Regions from separate parts of the Homo sapiens genome. Here region 1 is linked to region 2. Evidence: chromatin loops called from intact Hi-C (ENCODE). Cell type or tissue: PC-3. All regions are shown on one strand. Links, peaks and the distances in the headings refer to the core of each region. The heading gives the core; the rest is flanking DNA.

The links. Peaks named below come from ENCODE experiments on the same cell type or tissue, not always from the same donor. Only the 100,000 strongest peaks of a DNase experiment are listed, where the experiment ranks them.
Region 1: a loop joins it to region 2, with 16 times the contacts of the local background. A loop is called at or near these places in 12 of 110 quality-filtered maps.

Annotation. Positions count from the first base shown.
Region 1 is chr20:13,298,788-13,307,125 of GRCh38, forward strand. It overlaps ISM1 (isthmin 1), which reads left to right. Exons shown (of 6, transcript NM_080826.2): 6 at 155-1,864. The coding sequence ends at 672. It also overlaps a transcript of TASP1 not described here. Among named protein-coding and RNA genes, the nearest start is that of ISM1-AS1, 63 kb to the left of the region's middle. In PC-3, for the core only: CTCF peaks have their summits at 4,038 (motif pointing left) and 4,239; a DNase peak (open chromatin) is centred at 4,044; H3K27me3 peaks cover 1,485 bases.
Region 2 is chr20:12,965,894-12,974,231 of GRCh38, forward strand. No RefSeq gene overlaps it. Among named protein-coding and RNA genes, the nearest start is that of LINC01722, 18 kb to the left of the region's middle. RefSeq lists a silencer at 628-922. In PC-3, for the core only: CTCF peaks have their summits at 784 (motif pointing left) and 4,565 (motif pointing right); DNase peaks (open chromatin) are centred at 778, 3,548 and 4,558; H3K4me3 peaks cover 373 bases; H3K27ac peaks cover 1,653 bases.

The DNA.
Region 1 (8,338 bases), core at 262-8,261, 330 kb after region 2:
GCTCTAGGACAGGAGTTGTTGACTTCAGGGAGTTGTTGACTTTAGTGTCCTCCTGCGGGCCCTCAGGAGCAGCCTGGTGTCACATGCTCCTTGAAGCACCTCCTGTGGGCCGGTTGTACACGCGGTGAGAGGGTTTCTCTTTGGCCTTTTCCAGACACAGACAGCTGTGAGCGCTGGATGAGCTGCAAAAGCGAGTTCTTAAAGAAGTACATGCACAAGGTGATGAATGACCTGCCCAGCTGCCCCTGCTCCTACCCCACTGAGGTGGCCTACAGCACGGCCGACATCTTCGACCGCATCAAGCGCAAGGACTTCCGCTGGAAGGACGCCAGCGGGCCCAAGGAGAAGCTGGAGATCTACAAGCCCACTGCCCGGTACTGCATCCGCTCCATGCTGTCCCTGGAGAGCACCACGCTGGCGGCACAGCACTGCTGCTACGGCGACAACATGCAGCTCATCACCAGGGGCAAGGGGGCGGGCACGCCCAACCTCATCAGCACCGAGTTCTCCGCGGAGCTCCACTACAAGGTGGACGTCCTGCCCTGGATTATCTGCAAGGGTGACTGGAGCAGGTATAACGAGGCCCGGCCTCCCAACAACGGACAGAAGTGCACAGAGAGCCCCTCGGACGAGGACTACATCAAGCAGTTCCAAGAGGCCAGGGAATATTAAAGAGACTGGGATGAGGTGGAGGACGCTGCCTCTGGTTCTGGAGCACACACGTGCTGCACTGACGTGCCGACTGGCGCCGAGACCTTCATAGCTGCGGTCGTGTATATTTGTATATACCACATGAGTATTTCTCATACATTACGCTAGGGGCGTGTGCCACGCCCAGGGGACTGCCTTGTGAAGCCGCCCTCGCCATCTGCAGAGCTCCTTGAAAGTGCCCCTGGGGAGCGATGTGGGCAGAAGGATGGGGACAACTTGGAAGCCAGAAGAAGAACCTGGAAGCCACAGTGGGTGCGACTCAATTCACACCCGGATCCAGAGTTTCAAAGAGAGGCAAAGGGGGAAAGAGACTGAGGTTGTAAACGTTATAAGCAGTTTTTATATATAACTTATTTAATACAAATGTGACTTAATTAAGCGTAACCTTTTCTCTGGAGTTGTGGTGAAACTAATCACGTCTGTGAGAGATCAGAAAGAAAGAGACTTAGGGAAGTGGAAGAGAAAGGGAATTTTGGAATTTATTTCTTTAAAAATAATGCAATGGAAATATATCAAAACATGTAAACGCCCACCTTAAACCAAATGTTATTTGGTCATGAGGCACCTTGCTGGAGTCTCAGATTCCAAAAGTCTCTTCTTCAGACTGGGTAGGGAATATGATATTTTAGGGACAAAGCTGAGGACTGGTTTTAAATAGGCTTTAAAATAAAAGATCAATATTATCATAATGCTATCATTCTGCTAAACGGCCCCAAAACAGTAGAATTTCTGCTCATGTCCTAGCAGGTTCAGAAGACTGCAGCCAAGTTCAGATGTAAAAACAAGAAGTAGCACTTTTCCAAAGGAAAACAACAAAACAAATGGGAAAAAGATAATGGACCGCATTTCACCTATTTTAATACTATTTTAACAATTTTTTCATCTACCAATATATCCCCAATAAATAAATATAAAAGGGGGGGAGGGTCAATCTGGGGAATCTTAGTTTTTTATGTTTTAAGAAAACAAAAAAAACTGCATTATTTTTGTAAAGTATTTATTGAGTCACGGATTATTGTGCATCAAGCAATTGTTAATATGACCTGGTCCTATGGGGTAGAACTTAGGAAAAATAAAGTTGGTTCTTATTCAATATTTTACTTTGCAAAATTCTAGTAAAAGAGAGTATATAATAAAATCATAATAAAAGGTGTTACCTGCATCCTTCATTTATGATACAAATGCCATAAATAGCCCGTGTGAAGCAAGACTTCAAGGCAGGGGAAAGAAAATTTCAACCCAGGTGGGAATAAAAGGCTCATTCATTGATTGACATGATTGTGGGTGGTGTAAGTCATGGCATCCTTGGCACCAAAATCGTCTACCCAACCCCCAGGAGGCTGAGGCCCATTGACACATGTGTGACTTTTTGCCCGCCCAGACCTAAGGAAGCCAAACCAGAGCAAAGGCTTAAGACAGCCCAGATGAGCAGGGCCACTTCCACAGAAAATTCTGCAATTACAATTATAAGTAGAACTACTCATCATGAAAAGTATTCCTTTTCCCGATGAGAAAATCAAAGCTCAGAAAACATAAAGACATTGGACCCATCTTTCATTTCCTAGCCTAGTATTCTCTCTACTGTAGCACATTTTTGAAGTCCTTATATTCCCGGTACCTTTGGCATTCCTAACCCCACCCTTAAGTTATCCTGACACAATTCTATTCTTATGGAAAACTTTTTACCAGTCATTTACACATTTTTTTTTTGAGACAGTCTCACTCTGTCCCCCAAGCTGGAGTGCAGTGACGTGATCTTGACTCACCACAACTTCCGCCTCCTGAGTTCAAGCGATTCTCGTGCCTCAGCCTCCCGAGTAGCTGGGATTACAGGCATGTGCCACCACGCCTGGCTAACTCTTGTATTTTTAGGAGAGATAAGGTTTCACCATGTTGGCCAGGCTGGTCTTGAACTCCTGGCCTCAAGTGTTCTGCCTGCCTTGGCCTCCCAAAGCACTGGGATTACAAGCATGAAACACCATGCCCAGACATTTACACCTTACAATGAATTATTTACACCTTAGAAGGTATTGCCCATTCTCAGAATATTTATATTTAAGATCTGTGTCTAATCACGGAATGAGAAGACTTATTCACATCTGAAGCAATTTTTTGCTACAGATGAACTGAACTAGTAGGAAGAGAATCAATGCGTCCGTGTATCAGGCATATAGATTTGGTTTATAATAATGAGGAAATTTTTTTTGCAAAGAGAATTGGCTGGCAATGGAATGCATTGCCTTTGAGGTGGTGAGTATCCTGTCAGGACAGGTATTCAAGCAGAGGCTGGAGATTAGTCACATGAACAGCTCAACTGGGTGATCAGGAGAGACAAAAATGTATAGGACAAAACCCTCTGATGTGTTTGTTAAGTGTAAGCACAAAGTACTATGAAGAAATAGAGGCAGAAATCAGGGAAGTATCTGTTGGTTCTAATGAAGGAGTGGGATTTTATAAAGCATAAAAGAGCAAGGGGAAGTGGGTGTATTTGTAATAAGAAAATAGTATGGAGAAAAGCAAAGAAATAGGTAAGTACTTGGTGTTTTCTGAAAACCGGGAGTTTAAGGTGATGAGCAGAGGAACAAGAGTGGCAAGTTATGGAGCCATGTCTAAGGTATTTTTGTTAAGGATTTAGAGTGAAATCTCAAAGAGAACAGAGAGCTTTCTTACTACGGTGAAAATGACTAATGTGAGCCATGCTGTCCATGAGCTATTTGCCTTTTAATATCAGACCTTGCTGACCTAATGAACTGAGAGTTGGAAGGTGGGGTAAATTGGAGGGGAGGGCTCCAGGACTCTGCCTACTGAGAACACCCTGGTCTCCCATGCATCATCAGATGGTTCCAAACCTCTGGAAATTTGCTGAACTATAATCCACCTCTATTAGGATGAGCTAATTTTCAGTCCCAATGCTTTAGTGGGCCAATGAGTGATCTTCGGAAATCAAGACCTCATGCCTAGGTTGTCTAATAAGACTAGGAGACCCTTATCTCATTCAACACAGGGCCCCAAGCTGGTGCCAGGGCAACCCCAGGCAGTTCACTCAGTGGGCAGTAGATCATCTGCTCAAGGGCCAGCTTTGCCTGCAGCAGAGTAAGGAATGAGCAAGGCCACTTCCACAGAAAATTCTGTGGAATTCTAAGGAATGTCTGCAGTCTCGTTGCAGTCCTTGTAAATATGACCCCGCAGTAGCTGCTCAAATTTTTCTCTTTGAGTGCACTGCTCTTTTGCCTTCCCCTGGAAAGAGAGTTCTAGTAATTCAGTGGGCATCCTGGGTGCCACATCTGAACACAACAGTGGTAAACAGAGATGCCCACGGCCCTCTAGTGGCTGCACATGGGAAGGGTAAAGGAGAGGCCAGGGCAGCCTATAGCTTTCTCTTCGGACCCAGTTCATGTAACCGCCATGATTATAGTCTCCCAAGCACCTCAGTCTTTATGTCTTAGTGGCCAAGAGGGTAGAGTTCTCTGTCTTAACGCCGGGGATTAAAGAACAGCTACTATACAAGCCACCATCTTCTGAGCCCACACTTTGTGTCTCTGTGTTAATCATTTTACCACAGGAGACCGGCATTATTACATCCAGTCTATAGATAAGGAAAAGAAGCCCAACAAGGTTAGCTAACTTGTTCAAGGTCAGACCACTTGGTAAATGACAGAGCTCCTTGAAGCCAGCAGTGTCTGATCACCAAAGCCCAGGCTCTTAAACCTAACGCCTGTGCTCTCCTCTCCTCCTAACTCATCCCAAGGTCTGCTGGATCCATGCTTTTCTGTGACTCACTGCCTTTGCTTAGATTGTTCAAAGAGGATCTGGCTTTATCTCTATGTATTTTGCCCAGTTATCTCATAGTCCATAAAAGGATTTTGTGGTTCTATAGCTGAGCCCTTGCTCAGGTTGGGTAAGTCACAAAGCTCAACATTTCTAAAAGATAGCCTGATCCATGGGTGAAAACAAAGATGGGTCTGCTTTTCCCACCACACATAAGCCCTGTGCTAACTGCTGCCTGTTAGGTAGAGCTCAGGGGCAACATAACAGGCACCTAACCTTCCTACATGCCCAGGTTCCAGCACTGCACCTGGCATGCATAGTCAGGCAATGTGCAGAGGGCTTAAGAGTTTGAGGGTTCAGTGGGCCTGGACTCCAATCCTGACTCTCTCACTTGCCTGCTGGGAGTTGTCAGACAAGTTAATACATTGGCATTTAGTCATTTGCCAAATATTTATTGAGCATATACATACGCCAGATACCAGGGATACAGCGGTGTACAAATCAAAGTCCCTCCTCTTGGAGGGGAGATAGTGGATAAGTAAATAAGTGCAGAATCTGAGATTATGGTAAGTGATATAAAGTCAAGTTTTTGATCACACATGTATGATGTTACATTATTTAAGGTGATGCTGGTTGCTGTAACAAATAATCCTCAAAATCACAGTGGCTTAACCCAAAAAAACTCTAAAGAGTATGTTTCTAGCCAAGTGGCCCACCTCTAAGTGACAACCCAGGGACCCAGACTCCTTCCATCTTGTGGCTCTGCCACCATCAAGGTATGACTTTCTAGGATGCCCTGGGGTCATCTCAATCCCAGTCTGTTCAAAAGGTAGAAAGCAGGGAGAAAACTTGTAAAGTTTTTTGTAGGTTCAGCAGTGAAGTACTGTCCAATGCTTCCAGTCACTCTCCTCAGCTCTGCTACATGACACATCCTTCTGCAAGGGAGACTGGGAAATGAAGTCCAGATGAGGGGTCCAGGAAGCAGAGATGGCTGCATGAGCACCCAGTCAGTCTCTGCCAACTACCCAATCCACAAGACAGGAAAGAAAGGCAGCAGAAGAGGCTCTGGGTGGAATCAAAGTGGGCGGTCATGGGGAGAGGTCCTTCTCACTCCCCCACTGTCTTCCACATTGTACTATAGTGCTAAGCTGGACCCCATTTTCCTTGTCTATAAATTGGGGTAAGTCCACCTGTCCAAACTACCCATTGTCCAGTGCTTTTGCTGTCCCAAGCATCCCCTCAGCACTTTCCATATCTGTTCAAACCAGCCCAACTTTCAAGCAGCAGCTCCCACATGTCTTTGCCTGATGGCTTTTTCCATCATCGTGGAGCCCAGTGAGCTTGCACAGAAGACTGGAAGTGCTGGGAGTCAACAGACTGAGTGCCTGTCAGTCAACTGTTTGGTGATCTTGGGGGAATCAGTAAACCCATAAGACTCCACTCATTGGTCAATGAATACCCCAACTCCCTCACCCCTCGAGTGGGGCCATTGTGAAGTGTGTTTTATACCAGTCCACGAGCTCCCAGTGGGATTGAGTTCCAGTTGCCTATAGCAGTCACCTACTTGAAAACACACACTTTATTAGCTTCCTTGCCTTCCCCATCTCTCTTCCCCACTTCCCTACTAGTACTCGCTGGAATCTTCTACCAAATAAGCAGCTTGCTCAGCGCCATCTCTCAGAGTGTGCTTCCAGGGGACCCCAAACCAAGACATCACTTCACGCTTAAATACTTATTAAGTGCTATTCAAATATTATTGTTAATATTTGATATTTAATATTTGATAATAACATAGTATTATTTGAATAGCACTTATTTCATTGTGCACATCTGAAGATGGTTTTGCTATGGGTGATAAATCTACCAAAGAAGAGTCAATCTCATTCTGGCCAGAGACAGGAACTCTACTAGATTTTAATACCGTTGAGTTGTTAAAAAAAAAAAAAAAAAAAACCCTTAATTTTTATTATTAGATTCAACAGACAGAAAATTAATCTGCCAAATGCCTCTAACATTTTTAAGTACTTTTCCATAATTTTAGAATTAATTTCCTTGCTGACTACAGACCCGTACTACTCTGAGGACCACACTTGGAGTGGGACTGCTCAAATCAAGTGAGCAATAGTGATCAAAACCCCTGTGAGTGTCAATTCCATCCCGACACACAAAGAGTTATGAATAAGCTTCCCAGGAAGTGTTGTGGGGCGGGGATTAGGGCGGAGTTCTCTGTTTGTCATTCATTTACAATTTCCAATGGAAAAATGTGTGGGTCGTCCCATTATGCCTGCACAATTTCGGACAAATTAAAGGCTTGCCTCAGTAATTACTGGGTGGGTATATACAGAAACATACATCCATGTCTACAGGTCCTGCATACAGTAGTGTAAATTAAGGCAGAAAGTTTACAGCCAGTTGTTTTTCTGAGGCTTAGTATTGGTTTACCATATGAGAGTAGAAGGAGAGGGACATATTCCAGGATCAGAAGGTAAGATTTTTAAGGAACGAATTTATGAGACTAGCAATTCTTGGTTGAATCCCACCAAAAGAACAAAGTTTAAATGCATACCTTTTTTCTTTTTAATTTCTGTGTAGAGATTTAAAAAACCAAGCTAAAAAGACCAGTGCCTTGCCTGTAATGGCAAAAATAACATCATCCTCAACCATTTTAGTGGCAGGGGAATGAGTGGGGCACTGGATTGAGACACAGCTGCAATAGCAAAGCTGGGTAAGAATTTTATGACTTTGCTAATTTTCTATCTGTTCTGGGAGTAATAAATGTGCCCTTATAGATATTCACGATTGCCCTCAAAATGAAAAAAACCTTTTAAATGGCACAGAAAAGCCTTTCATTCTTGAGGCATGTAATTCATGGATGATTTTCAAAATGTCATATTTGAATTGGGAAAGTAACATTTCTTGAATTAATCAGCCAATTGCTTCAAGAATATGACTCAAAGGATATAAAAATTTCAAGCCTGACTTTTAAAAAAGAAAAAGGAATTTTTTTTCTATGTTGTTTAGTTTATTTTTCACAAAGGTCATAGCTAAATCAGGTTTATTTGCCATGGAAGAGAACAGTCTAAATGAAGTACACTTTTAGTTCTTTAGTAAAAGGGAATGTTAGCAAATTTTAACAAGCACCACTTTAAATTTTTACACCATTAGACATGCGGTTTTGCTTTGTCTAGTTATACCCTTCTTTATTTCCCTCTCTACCAGATTTTGGTGGTGTTTTTTGTTTGTTTGTTTGTCTGTTTTCACCTTTGGAGAGCTCAGCAAATGGAGAAGGAGAAAGGACAAAAAAAAAAAAAAAAAAAAAAGCAAAGAAAATAAAACAAAGACTTCCAGGACAAAATTCTCTAAGGGGCCTCTAAAGTCACTCACTCTCTGTGTTATCAACATAAGTAAAGGGAGGTCTTTGCAAAGGGAAGACAAGAGAGACTCATACCACTGACTTGACTTTTCCCAAAGAACCTTCAAAAATCCTCCCTTAGAGCTGTCAGGACCCAGCAGAGACCAGGAAGGGATTCCTAAAGGTTTGAAGTCTCAGAGCCAAGGGATGGGGACTCTGGTCAAGAAAGAACGAGGTGTCCCATGCTGGTGGCTACAGAGGACAGAATCTCCTGTCAAGAACATGTCAGGATCCTCACCTGGGGATCCTAGAGAGTGGAGCCCAAGGCCACCTGCTCTGTGTTTCAGGAAAAAGACCACATTTGAATCCCTCTTGAGGGCTCCCTCCTGCTATTACAGGATATTGGAGGGAGAGAGAAAGAACAAAAGCAGCTGATCCAGTGCCAGAAAGATAAAGGCTTGTTCACACTACTCACCAGCAGCAAATGTATAAAGCTGAAGCTTAACA
Region 2 (8,338 bases), core at 259-8,258:
AATTGAATTTTAATACTGCCTCCTTTAATGACCTAGCAGGGCACAAAAGCTCTAGAAATACAAAGCTGCAGAGGATGGACGTGTTCTGCCTTTCATTTCTCAAGACAGATTTGCAATGATCAAGAGGCGTCCTGTGAATGCAGTTTGCAAAGGACTTAGGCACACAGCATCTCCTTTGTTCTCACCACAAGGCTGCCGGGTGTGCAGATGTGAGGATTATTTCAATGGTGAAGAAGCATCCTGAGAGGTTACGTAGTTCAACTAATGTCACACCAAGAGGTATGGACTTGACCCACTTTCTTCTTTCTGTTTTCTTCTTCCCACCATACCTTGCTGCATTATAAGACTACTGCCAGTTCAGGGAAGATTTTAGCTAAAGTTAATTTAAGGCCTCCAAGAATATTTGAAACTATGTGCTATATCTAAAAATATATAAAAATGATGATAAAATATAAAGTTGTGTTTCAATTTCTGACACACTGGTAGTTATAATATACAGATACAATAATGACTAAATCTCTAATTTCTGTCATCTGAAGTTGATTCTAGAGCACTTACTACTTGGAGAGTATTAAATATAAAATGAGCCTGAACTCTTCCTTATGGCATCATTGCCACTGCATTTGGAGAGTCTTCTAGGTTCACAGATTTTTGACCCACTTTCTTTAGCAAAAGCTCAGGAAGTAAAGTCACACATTTACTCACATTGCACTCAAATGTGTGGAGAAAAGACAGCATCTTTATTTCTCTAAAATGGACTTTTGGCTTCTCATAAGTGCCATCTGCTGGGTTGTATGTGTATGTCCTTGTGAATGTACAAGTAGGTTCAGAGGCATTAGAATTCTCAAACCTTTTGGTTGAAGCCTAACATATTTAAAGGACTGTGCAAATGTCTTAAATATACATCTCCATGATTTTTCACAAAATAAAGACAGGGAGTCAGCTCTCAGAGCAAGAAATAGAACATCATCAGCACAGCAAAACCACCACGCCCCTGCCATCTCTGTTACTATATCTTAGAGTGGGAGTAATTGACATAATCCAGTCTAGTAACCTAGGTCTGATTTAATATCTTAATCATGCATAAACTATTCATTATGTAAAACACCCACTCTGTCAGACTGTGCCACTCTCTCCCTTCTCTGCCCTCAGCAGGAGAGCATCTGGGCATTTGGACATGGAAGGTGTGGGGCACAAGCATCTCATGGCCAGGGAACGGGGGAGGAGCATCTCAGAGCTGCATCAGAGTTCATGCTGGTCCTAGGACAAGAGTCAAGCACACCCTGCTTTCACCAGCTGCTGGTAGCTTTCACTCAGGTAATGCACAGCTGAACAGAACCCAGTTCTTTCTCTTGACTGGGCCCCCATCAATACATTAGCTCCGAATGATGCTGTGAACCTCTCTCAGTACAAGTTCCTAATCCTAACCCAGATGATTCCAAGATGGTGCTTCTTTCCCCACCATGATAACCTTTCTGCAACATCCTTGACCATTCTCACCATTATTTCTATTTCCCCTCTTTAAGAACATGTGGGTATATCTGGATCCCATTCATGTCATATGTGAACTAAGGATAGCTTGAGGACATTCAGTGTCAAGCCCTCTCGTCTTATGCCTTTATCACTGTGACATTTTCTCCTCCCAGGATCCCAAATGCGAAATAGGTCTTGAAAGGGATATCAGACACATGTCTGACCATGCGTCTCACCATTACATCAGTCTTTGGCCACTGTAGGAGCACCATTGCCCATCGCCATATTAAAAGTGGCCACCTGCAGAGTCTTCCTTCCTTAGAGTCTATGCAGAAGCCCAAGAAACAGGCTGCAGCCCCAGTAATCTGGGGCTACTCTATACCTCTCTGGATGAACTTAACCTGCCACATTCCTGGGGGTAAGAACTTCAAGAACTGACATGTTCACTCCCTCCAATATCTGCCTTCCTTCCTTTTCTGACTTTGGATATGTAAAGTGATGATCTTCAGGCTTGGCTCTCATCTTTATTGTATTATAGCCTATCCTATCCCACTGAGCTTTTCTTTCTTCCACTGCATATCCAACCACTCCTCTCTTAGTGGTCCTAGACAGGAGGGGTCTTCTTTGCTGTAGAAGAAAGCCTGTGATCTCAGCCTGTAGGTGCAACTCTTAGTCTGCTCAATGGGGCCTACAGGAACCTTAGAAAATCTTTTCTCTCATAATAGAGGCTGACTCTCAAGGTTCTTATTAAACAACAACAATTTTGCAAGTCATGTTGTTCTCTTTGGATTTCTGCTATAGCAATTCTAATGTCTCTTCATCCTCCCATCCCCTACTCTCCACTTCACCAATCTTCCCAAGGCAATGGATGCTTCAGGCTGACTATGGAGAAGGCAATATAGTTAAAAACAGAAAAGAGAAAAATGTGTCAATATGTCTCAAAATATTAATCCCAACATACACAAATAAAGTAGTAAGTTGCATGAAGAGTAATTTTAGCATTTCACCCAATATTCCTGCATTTATGCAGAACCATGCATTGTAACTAAAGAACTCTAATTTACTAGCTTCGGAAGCATTGAGTTAAGAAGATTTTTTTAAAAAGTCAGCAGACATTCATGTTTATATGATCCTTTATTGTTTAAAGATGTTTTCACATAAATGATCTCATTTGATCCTCACAAAATGAAGTAAGTTTTGCTGTCTTCATTTGGAGGCTGACAAAGGCTAAACTATTTGCCACCAGTGTATAGTGATACAGTGAGATCAAAAAATAATCTTTCATTTTGAAACATACCTTTCATGTAAGTCTGAAAGTAAAAACTGAAACTAGGAGTTTGAGCTAGACTCGCGGCTTTGAGAAGAACCTTCTTTGTGAACCACTTTCATCATGAGATGTAAATCAAATAGGAGCCCATTATCCTTTGGGAAACTCTGAATATTGTCAAAAATCTCTAAATTCAAATGCATCAGAATGTTCTTAAAATGCGTACGGCATGGTTGTGGATGGTGCATCCTTGCAGAGGTTAATAAAAAGTGCAAAGTGATGTTTTCCTTCCTCTGGCAATAACCAGAGGCAGGACTTGGGGCTCTTTCACTCTGGAGAACATTAAAAACTTGGACTCTTTTCGGGACACAAATGTGAAAACCAGCAGGTTTTCAGTGTTCTAGCAGCTGTGCCCAAAGAGAAATCAGAGATAAATGGCAGCTGAGGAATTCTTTTAACAAGGAGAAGCTGGGATTGTATCTGTGAGCTTCTGTTTTGCACATTGTACTTACATTCCTTACGTTATTTTCAAGTACCAGCAGTGTCTAATTCATAGCCATTTTGGAACTGAGCTTAAAGGAATCTTCTTATCCACATTCTTTGGCAAAACAGACCAGAGAGAATAATTGTAGGAGATTGGTCAGGGTGGTGGGAGAAACTGTAGGAAAAACGCAAACCTTCTTGGAAGGCCATGGGGGTTTTGCAAAGCTTCGGGGAAGAATGAGCAGTTCTTACCCTGGGGCAAAGGGCGAGAAGTAGGTACAAAGGAATGCAGGGGAGTTTATCAGAATAGGTTGTTTACTCATATCTCCAGAAACCGGGCCTTTAATCATCCACGCAATTACCCACAAGTGTATTGACTCAAGGCCTTTGTCATTAAATCTACACTGAATAAATGCCCGCAGTGCCAGCTGGTCAGGGCCACAGCTGCTGACTCTTTACAGTACCCTCTTTGGGGTCTGTGGGTGGCCCTGGTCTCCTAGCCCACTCTTTCACTAGATACCTGTGTCTGAGTGCATTTGTTCATCTGTCATTCAGCCAGGGTCTGTGGGTCAGACCTGGCAAATAATTATGGTGTGAAGAAGGGGTCAGAAGGCCCAGGAGCAGTGGCTCACACCTGTAATCCCAGCATTTTGGGAGGCCAAAGTGGGCAGATCACTTGAGGCCAGGAGTTCGAGACCAGCCTGGCCAACATGGTGAAACCCTGTCTCTACTAAAAATACAAAAATTAGCTGGTGAGGTGGTGCATGCCTGTAACCCCAGCTACTCAGGAGGCTGAGGCAGGAGAATTTCTTGAACCTGGGAGGCAGAGTGAGCCAAGATCATACCACTACACTCCAGCCTGGGTGATGGGAATCTATCTCAAAAAAAAAAAAAAAAAAAAAAAGGAGGGGTCACAGACCTGAAGAAGGAGATAGATGGCGCCTCAGTCTGGAGCATGATGTGTTGAGGGCACAGATGGGCACATGGAACATTCCAGCACTCCTCAGGGTTCTCAGAATACCTGCTGACATCACAGAGGGGTCAGCTTGTAGACCACTGGACAGCAAAGGAAAGGGGACCTCTCATGCTGGAAATGGATTGGAAGCAGAATAAGTCGTTTTTTCAGTAATTGTCTAGGCCATGTGTATTAGCCAAAAATAAATTTAAATCTGTAGTTAAATATTCTGTTTCTCACAGATATCCTTTAAAATACATTAAAGGATAGCATCATATTGTCCAAAATAATAAGTGGGTTTTGATGTCTTTTTCTCTGTTCGCAGGCCACCTCTCTTTGCCAGTCTTGACAAATAATTTCTTAGTGAAGCACCTATTTCAGGCTGAGCCACAAGATGTCAGCCTAAGCTTAGTCATTTTGAATTTTCCTGGCCCTTGAAACAACTACATTTTTTCACTTTTATGACCAAGAAAAAGTCTGAGAAGCTCACGACCCCTCAGGATTAGGTACAGAGACCACAGCAGCTGCTTGCCCTGGGAGCTCTTCATGCCTGTTCTCAGCCATCTTCAGTGAAGATTTCACAGGATAACCCAAACTGGCTCCTTTCTGTGACACCACCCAGGGAACTGCATTCCAAGTGTGGGTGTACACGGATCTCCACCATTGGTCCTTGCTCTCTCTCCTGTCCCATCCTTTCTCCCCTTCCTCAGTTATGCTCTGGGGCAGGTGAGTAATCCTGCATGCCTTCGGAGATGTCCATTTGGGAATGAGATCCTACCTTTCCTTTTCCCAGGCACCCCCAGCCTTATGAGGGATTCCCATCACGTGGCTTTAGAGATGAGAAGGCATCTTTGCCATGAACTCTTGCTTCATCAGGTTGAAACTCACTCTTCCTGTGAACCCCCCACTTCTCTCTATTCTTTCACATGCTGGGAAGGGGACTGCAGAGACCTTTAGGGATAGTACAGAGGATGTGTCTCCTCGTGGCCAGCCCAGGGCAGGGACTGGACCCAGTGGTTTGCAGCCCTTTTTAGAAGGTTGGCATTTAACTCACTTTGTCCTTAGGTTTGGTTCATTGTCATCAAGATGGAGCGATGATGAATGTCCTCCTCAACATCTTTTACATTTTACACTGATAACAGTTATTAGAAAGAACAAAGTTGGACTTGTGGATCAGTGTGCAGTACTAGAGAAAAGAGGAAAACTCTAACCTATTTTGAGTACTTACTTTTTTTCATCTAATTGTCACAAGACAGTGAAGTTGCTATCACCTTCACTTGATAAATGAGGAAAATTTGAGCTCAGAAAGTATTCAGAAACTCGTTCAGGGTCTTAGAATGAATGAGTGAGACAGAAACACAAGTCTGTCTGATTCTAGAGTCCTGTTTTTTTCTTTCATTCTTTCCTTTTGAAAAAATTCCCTTTACTACTTCTGCATTTGATACAAAGTGGTATCTGGTAAATGGGCCTGAAAACTTTCTAAATAACTAGTTTTAAATAATCTCTGTGGAAATTTATACAAACAAAAAACTTCCTTGAAAAAGTATAAACTCCCTCTTCCAGTAGGCTACGACAGACTCTCAAATCATCCGCTTCAATCATTTAGAGCTGCCATGTGCCTTTGGCCTCCTGGTTAAAACTACATAGTCAGAATTGGAAATACAGGTAGCTATTAGTAGGAACAAAGACAGTGAATGTCCAGGACAGAACTGAGCTGCATTTCTAGGTTTGAATGGAACCAGTAATAAAAGTCCAAAATAAATGATCACCTCCACCATTCACTCTTCTATGATGGGTGTAATGTATTATTTTTTCTTTTTTAAAAAAAATTTTATTTTAGGTTCAGGGGTACATGTGCATGTCTGTTATATAGGTAAACTTGTGTCATGGGGGTTTATTGTACAGGTTATTTCTTAGCCCAGGTACTAAACCTAGTACCCAATAGTTATATTTTTCTGCTCCTCTCCCTCCTCCAACCCTTCACCCTCAGGTAGGCCCCAGTGTCTATTTTTCCCCTCTTTGTGTCAATGTGTTCTCATCATTTAGCTCCCTCTTTTACATGAGAACATGCAGAATTTGGTTTTCTATTCCTGTTAGTTTGCTAAGGATAATGGCCTCCAGCTCCATCTATGTTCCTGTGAAAGACATGGTCTCATTCTCTTTATGGCTGCATCATATTCCATGGTGTATACATACCACATTTTCTTTATCCAGTCTATCATTGAAGGGTATTTAAGTTGATTCAATATCTTGGCTATTGTGAATACTGCTGCAGTGAAATATGCATGCATGTGTCTTTATAATGGAACAATTTATATTCCTCTGGGTATATACCCAATAATGAGATTGCTTGGCCGAATAGTGGTTCTGGTTTTAGCCCTTTGAGGAATTGCCACACTGCTTTCCACAATGGTTGGACCAATTTACACTTCCACCAACAGTGTGTAAGCATTTCCTTTTCTCTGCAACCTCCTCAGCATCTGTTATTTTTTGACTTTTTAATAATAGCCATTTTGCCTAGTGTGAGATGGTATCTCACTGTGGTTTTTTTTCTTTACTTCAATAGGTTTTTGGGGGACAAGTAGTGTTTGGTTACATAACTAAGTTTCTTTAGTGGTGATTTCTGAGATTTTGGTGCATCCATTACCCGAGCAGTGTACACTGTATCCAATGTGTAGTCTTTTATCCCTCACCCCCTCCCACCTTGTCCCCCAAGTCCCCAAAGTCTGTTGTATCATTCTTACGTGTTTGCAACCTCATAGCTTAGCTTCCACTTATGATTGAGAATATCTGATGTTTGGTTTTCCATTCCTGAGTTACTGCACTTAAAATAATGGTTTCCAGTTTCATCCAGGTTGCTGTGAATGCCATTATTTTGTTCAATTTTATGTCTGAGTAGTATTCCATGGTATATAGATAGGTACAGATATAGACATATCACAATTTCTTTATCCAATCATTGATTGATGGGCATTTGGGCTGGTTTTACATTTTTGCAATTGGGAATTGTGCTGCTATAAACATGCATGAGCAAATATCTTTTTCATATAATGACTCATTTTCCTTTGTGTAGATACCCTGTAGTGGGATTGCTGGTTCAAATGGTAACTCTGCTTTTTAGTTCTTTAAGGAATATTTACACTGTTTTCCATAGTGTTTGTACTAGTTTACATTCCCATCAGCAGTGTAAAAGTGTTCCTTTTTCACCACATTCCCTCCAACATCTATTATTTTTTGATTTTTTTATTATGGCCATTCTTGCAGGAATAAGGTGATATCGCATTGTGGTTTTGATTTGCATTTCCCTGATCATTAGTGATATTGAGCATTTTTCATATGTTTGTTGGGCACTTGCATATCTTCTTCTGAGAATTATCTATTCATGTCCTTAGCCCACTTTTTGATGGGATTGTTTGTTTTATTCTTGCTTATTTGTTTGAGTCCCTTGTAGATTCTGGATATTAGTCCTTTGTGGGATGTATAGATTGGGAAGATCTTCTCACATTCTGTGGGTTGTCTGTTTACTCTGCTGATTGTTTCTTTTGTTGTGCAGAAGTTTTTTAGTTCAATTAAGTCCAACTATTTATCTTTGTTTTTGTTGCATTTGCTTTGGGGTTCTTGGTCATGAAGTCTTTGAATAAGCCAATGTCCAGAAGGGTGTTTCCAATGTTATCTTCTAGAATTTTTATGGTTTAAGGTCTTAGATTTAAGTCTTTCATCCATCTTGAGTTGATCTTTATATCCCATGAGAGATGAGGATCCAGTTTCATTCTTCTACATGTGGCTTGTCAAGTATCTCAGTACCATTCGTTGACTAGGGTGTCCTTCCCCTACTTCATGTTTATATTTGCTTTGTCAAAGATGAGTTGGTTGTAAGTATTTGCCTTTATTTCTGGGTTATCTATTATGTTTCATTGGTCTATGTGCCTATTATACCAGTACCATGCTGTTTTGGTGACTATGGTCTTACAGTATAGTTTGAAGTCAGGTAATGTGATGACTCCAGATTTGTTCTTTTTGCTTAGTCTTGCTTTGGCTATGCAGGCTCCTTTTTGGTGCCATGTGAATTTTAGAATTTTTTTTTCCTAGTTCTGTGAAGAATGATGGTGGTATTTTGATGGGAATTGCATTGAATTTATAGATTGCTACTGGCAATATGG